Regions from separate parts of the Homo sapiens genome. Here region 1 is linked to region 2. The links are chromatin loops, found by intact Hi-C in ENCODE. Cell type or tissue: IMR-90. All regions are shown on one strand. Each heading gives the region's core, and the rest is flanking DNA. Links, peaks and the distances in the headings are about the cores only.

Region 1 (2,918 bases), core at 179-2,678, 58 kb after region 2:
TCTTTCGTCTATCCATCTGCCTGCCCATCGATCCATCTGTTCACTCATCCACATATTTACTTACTCAAATATTTATTGAGCTACTATTGTCTGCTGTGTTCCAAAGATGGAAAGCTTAGGTCCTTGCTCTGAAGTAGATTCTTCTCAAGAATCTGGGTTCCGCATGTGCTGTTGGATGTCACATCATAATCAGATGTACAAAGCTTTGTTCAGCCAGGTTTAATTCACTAGGTTGACAGCTCTGTTATAAGCTTTTCTCCCAAGGTTTGTCCTCACTGAGTAGCAAAGTACTATGGTTAAATCATTAGTTTAAACTTCTCACCATGTTCCAGTCTGTGTTGTTGAAATTAAGTCCACGGTCAACATCTGTCTATAGCTCATTCATTTCATGCAAGCCATACAGCCTAGCCAACCTGTTCATACGACCTCTGGGCTGTTATATTTCTTAAAAGGCAGAGCCAGTACACCAGGCAGGCACAGCTGCCTTTGCCACCTGTGTGGGCTGATTTACCCTGAAATTCTAACCTCATCTAATTGGCCTAAATGGCGAGCAATTAATGACGTGGAACCTCTTTGAAGGTACTATAAATAAAAGGCCAGGAACCTAAGATTGAAGTGAACCAGGGGTTACAGTAATGATGATAAATTGTTCCTGCTAGAGGGTTGTTGTTGTTGTTTTTAAAGGAGTTACTTAGCATCTCTTAACCATGCTGACCCCACACAGGGGTCAAGGTGGGAAAGGGCAGGTATTCTGTTTGCAGTTGGTGAAATCTGACAGATAGTCAAAGGGAGAAATGTTGTGAGTCGTTTCTAAGGAGAGGTGAGCAGTGCCTGGCACAGGCACTTAAGTATGTGTTGAGTCAGTGAAGGAATGCCTTCCAGAGTGTAGCAGAATGAATCTGGGGTTTGGAATGAGATAGTTGTATCTCTGTATCTTGAACTTGGGCATGTAGACAGCTTAACCTTGCTCAGCCTTGGTTTCCCTGTCTATTAAATAGGGATAAGCATAACACCCATCTTTCAGGGTTATTGTGTAGAGTAAATGTGATAATATAAGGTTCACAGCTATATCCTCAGTGCCTGGCCCAGGCCTGGCAGGTTATAAGAGCACATCAAATGTTGTTCTTTTGCCCCTTAGGCACTCATCTCAGACACTATTAGAATATAAATTCCCTGCATAGGGTAGATTATGTTTATCTCCTATCCCTTAGATGAGTTCTAGCATACAGTAGGCCCTTAATAAATTTTAAATAAAGCAAATTTCCTTTGCTTTTCTCTGTAGTAAATTGACTCTATCAGTGGCCCTGATTCTATATATATATACACACACACACAACCACACACACACACATCCACACACACGCACACACACACCCTCTCCATGCCCTTTTGCCACATCACTTTGCATTTTCTTTCACTAAAGAACCACTTGGTTCTGAGTCTGGCCAAGTGATATGTCTTAGCCAATGGTATTTTCGGAGATATGTCATATGCAGAGGCTTACAAAGACCTTGGCACATTTCCACTGTTGCTCCTATTCCGTGGCCATGAGAAGCTCCTCAGGCTGGTCTGATGGAGGGTGAGAGGCATGTGAAGAAGGAACCAGTCACCCAACAGCCATTTGACCATGTCATAAGAGTGAGCTGAGCCACAGCCAGCAGTGTCCAGCCACACTCACCCAAGATCACAGAGCTAGACTCATAAGTGAAATAAATACTTCTTGTTTTTAGATACAGACTTTTAGGGTAGTTTGTTACATACTGTTAGTGTGGCAATAAAAAGCTGATACACCCATTCCTATCCCCAATTACTATCCAGGATAGAGCTTGAAAAGTGTCCTGAAGAAATGATTAAGCACCTCTTGTCTTTTTTTAAATTTACTTTTATCACATCTGAAAAATATTTGGTCAGGAGGAAGATAGTATTAGTTGCTTAAATTACTTTTAAGCATTATGAACTAGAAAATTCCAGCCATCCCTCGTGGGCTATCCCTTGAACAGAGTATAATTGACTGGAATAACAATACTAATGATATTAAAATCTTATCTCTGCAATGCACTTTAAGACTTATAAAACTTTCAGATGCTTTATCTAATTTGCTCTGATTCCCTGAGGAATGCTAGTTCTGATGGGTAAGGTTGCTCAGGCTGGGTCACACAGCTAGTGAGTGGCAAAGATCTTTTGATACAAAGTATACTAATTTTCAATGGCTGCTGTAATAAATTACTACAAACATAGTGGCTTAAATCAACACAAACTTGTTATTTTACACTTTCATAGGTTAGAAGTCTGACAGCGTCTCACTGGGCTAAAATCAAGGCATCGGAAGGGCTGTGTTTCTTTCTGGGTGCTCTGGGGGCAAAATCTGTTTCCTTGACATTTCCAGCTCCTAGGGGGTGCCCACATTCCTTTGTTCATGGCTCCTCCTTCCATCTTCAAAGTCAGCAACCTTGCCTCTCTCTGAACATTCATCTGTAATCACATCTCTCTCTGACTGTCTACAGTGGGGAAAGTTTCTCCACTTTTATGGATTCGCATGAATAGATTATGCTCACCTGGATAATACACAATATTCTCCCCCATCTCAAGGTCCTTAATTTTAATTACATTTGCACAGTCCCTTTTGCGTGTAATATATTCACAGATTCCAGCAACTAGGGTGTGGTTATCTTTGCAGGACCACTATTCTCTCTATATACATGGAGTCATCTACATTTCCAGTACCTCATCTAATTAGGATTCTGTTGGCTACCGACCTGCCTACCTTTCTTCTTCTTTTTCTTTCTGGTTGATGGTACAGTAGCTATAATTCCACAACTCCACTGGTTGTAAAACCTCAGTGTTTGGCCAAGCAGGAAGAAATGCTAAACACATTCCCAAAAACAGATCTTGAGGCAGAGTCGCCTTTGAGTATGTTG
Region 2 (2,918 bases), core at 147-2,646:
CTTCACCCTCCCTCAACAACTATTCCCATTATTTTCTTTGTGCAGGATAAACATCTTGAAACACCTCTGCCCCATCGCTAAGTAGGCCAATCTTCCACAGCGTCTAGAAACCAGTACAGAAAAAATGCAGTTTGACCTTGCTGTCATTGTTTGCAGTGTAATGAGGAAAACAGGCATTAAATAACTAACCATACAAATAATTGTGTAATTAAAACTGTGGCACATGATACAAAGAAGATGTACAGGATGATGGAAGGGCACATAAAGGAGAAAGCCCAGGAAGCCTTTATTGAGATATTGATGTTTAACTAGGTTTAGAAGGGGCAAAAGGAGGTGGGAAGAATGTCTCATGCCGGGGGAGGAATACGATGCAAAGGCCTTGGCAGGACAAAAGGCCAGTGTGGCTGGACCCTGGGGATCATCTAGGAGAATGGCTGGAGATGGATGGGTCTAGAGCCTGGAGGAGATTCCCCTACAAGGTCTCTCAGCCATGTTGGAGATTTTGGTTTTTGACTTAAGAGTCCTAGTGAGATATTGAAATGTTTTAAACATGAGAGATATGTGATCAAATCACATTGGCTGCTGTGAGGAGAACAGATCGGAGAGGTACAAGAAAGGACACTGGGACACACACACACACACACGCACACACACACACACACACACACACCCTTCAACAGGCTGACAATGCCCTGTGTACAGATAGCAGTAAGAGCATGAAACTGAGATCTGATTCAGAGAAGACTGAAGTCATTGCACGTCATTTCTTCCTAATCTTTTAGAAACAACCCACTCCTTCATTCTGTCTTATGGTGGGCACTTGTAAGTGGGCTGCTACTTCTTATTTATTTTTTAACCAATTTTGTGAAACAACAGATGTGGTGCTTCTCTTGTGGTTGTTATTCTCAAAGAGAGGATGTTGGTTGCAGCAGACAATTTATCGGAGCCCATTTTCTCCCTTGGCTTCAGCAGGGAGCCAGGGGCTGGGGGTGCTAAGTTGGGCAGGAGTGGAATCCACCCTTCTGTCAGCCGCTGGCTTGAAAGCAAGCATTAGCACGTATTCAATTTGGTCTGGGAGCTCTCCTCTGGACACCGAACCTGGTCCTTATCTATTTTTCCCATTAATAATGAGCTGTTAAATCACATTGCTCATGCCATTTGCAAGATAGCAACGTGTGGTTTAATTGTGCCTGCTCTGTTCCCCCATCATCTCAATCCTCCTCCTAATGGCTTGGCAGGCGGGGCAGGGCTGCTTGGGAACCACTGGCTCAGGCCTGCCATTTCCTGGTCTAGCAATCTCCAGTTTTAGAAACAGGGACTGCTGTGGCGGAAGTGGAGTGGAGCTCCGAATGTGAGGGCCCTGGGGAGGGGAGACTGTGTGCACTCACACCTGCACTCTCCCTCCTCCCCATCATCCCAGAGGCCCTCTCAGAAATCCTAATGGTTGAGGAAAGGGGGCTGGCCTGGCAAGAGGCTGGGCCTCCATTCCTATTTCCCCTGCTCATTGCCTGAGGCTTTCAAACAGTTCCCGCTCCTATCTGGTTTTTGCTGGCGGCACAGGCAAGTTGCTGAGTTCTTGTGATAAGGCTGGCTGATACATAAGGATAATTACGTCTGTGGGTTTGGAATCACTCAAAACCAAAGGTGAAATGACTCAACACAGAGGAGGGCTTTCCCCAGAGAGGTGACTCATGCGCTGGTGGTGGATATGGCTAGAAAGGAGGTGCATTTCTCAAATGTGAGAAGTTGACCTTTCTCTGCTGTTGCTGGGAGAGCCCAGGTGTGGGAGAGCTGGCCAGGATCAGAGGGCAGGGCTCAGGTGGCCTGCAGAAGCCTGCAGTGATGTTGGGAGATGGTGGCATCATAGCAAGGGCCCAGGGCTCTGGTTCCACCCTGCCACCAACTGGCTGTGTAAACTTAAACAAGTCCCCCTGTGGCTGCCTTGGCCCTAGAGTCCCAACCTTTACAGCAAGTGTGACAATAGGCTATATAAAAAGTATCATTCTCTCTCTTCCAGTAGCTTCAAGAATGTGCTTGTTTCCCTTGACTAAAGCAGCTTAGAAGTGGATTGTCCTGTGTTTTTGGTGTTTTAATTTCAGCTGCCCCTTCCACCATCGGGAGAAATGTGGTCCCTTTTAGGATAAGATCTGAGATGCAGTCCCGCCCAAAGAGGTCCCCCTACCTACCCATCAAGGTGTCTGAAACACCCACATTTAGATCTAACTGGAGAGGGAGGCCAGGTAACGTAGTAAAAAGAGCTTGAGCTTTGGGAATGAGACATGAATCTTGGGCATCATATTCCTCATACCACTTCCTTCTTCCTGAAGTCACAGTTACCTTGTCCTGCTGCCACCTATGGCAGCATCCTTGCTAGAATCTCTGAGCTGAAGCCCTGGGACAGCATGGCCTTCATGCCCTCTATGCCAGGCCTTATCCTTGCTGAGTTGCTCCTCCACTGCGACACTTGGATGAAATGCTACACTGCAGGATATGGTTTCTGACCTTCTCAGTGGCCACCAATGGTCTGCAATGACGGAGAAGTATACAGTCAGCTCTCCATGGAGTTGGACCAATGAGAAGGAAGAAACTTGAAAGAGATGGGCAGTGCATCCCCACTCTCTCTCCCTGCCATGGACCACTCTGAGATACAGTTTGTCCTTGCAAATCTTTTGCAGAAAGTCCCACATGCTGAGCAAGGACACCTGTCAGGTGACCTGCTGCATCTGCCAGCAGCTTGTGGTAAAGCAGTGGCCAGCACACTAAGGCATCTCTTTGCATCCTTTTGCTCCTTTCTTCACATGGGTTTTCTTCTCTCCTCTTTCTCACTGTCCTGGGCTTGCACTTCCCAAAGAGTGTTTACACTGCTCAAGCTCTGCTTTCTACAAGACCCAGACTAAGACATCTGGCTTGGAATTTGG

What was found. Peaks named below come from ENCODE experiments on the same cell type or tissue, not always from the same donor. Only the 100,000 strongest peaks of a DNase experiment are listed, where the experiment ranks them.
Region 1: it touches region 2 in a loop (4-fold over the local background); 3 of 110 quality-filtered maps call a loop at or near these places.

The regions. Positions count from the first base shown.
Region 1 is chr11:19,498,656-19,501,573 of GRCh38, forward strand. It overlaps a transcript of NAV2 not described here. Among named protein-coding and RNA genes, the nearest start is that of NAV2-AS5, 7.1 kb to the right of the region's middle. In IMR-90, for the core only: no CTCF peak of the experiment used is centred there; a DNase peak (open chromatin) is centred at 1,546.
Region 2 is chr11:19,440,804-19,443,721 of GRCh38, forward strand. It overlaps a transcript of NAV2 not described here. Among named protein-coding and RNA genes, the nearest start is that of NAV2-AS5, 65 kb to the right of the region's middle. RefSeq lists enhancers at 1,088-2,287, 1,699-1,788. In IMR-90, for the core only: no CTCF peak of the experiment used is centred there; a DNase peak (open chromatin) is centred at 1,628; H3K27ac peaks cover 390 bases; H3K27me3 peaks cover 89 bases.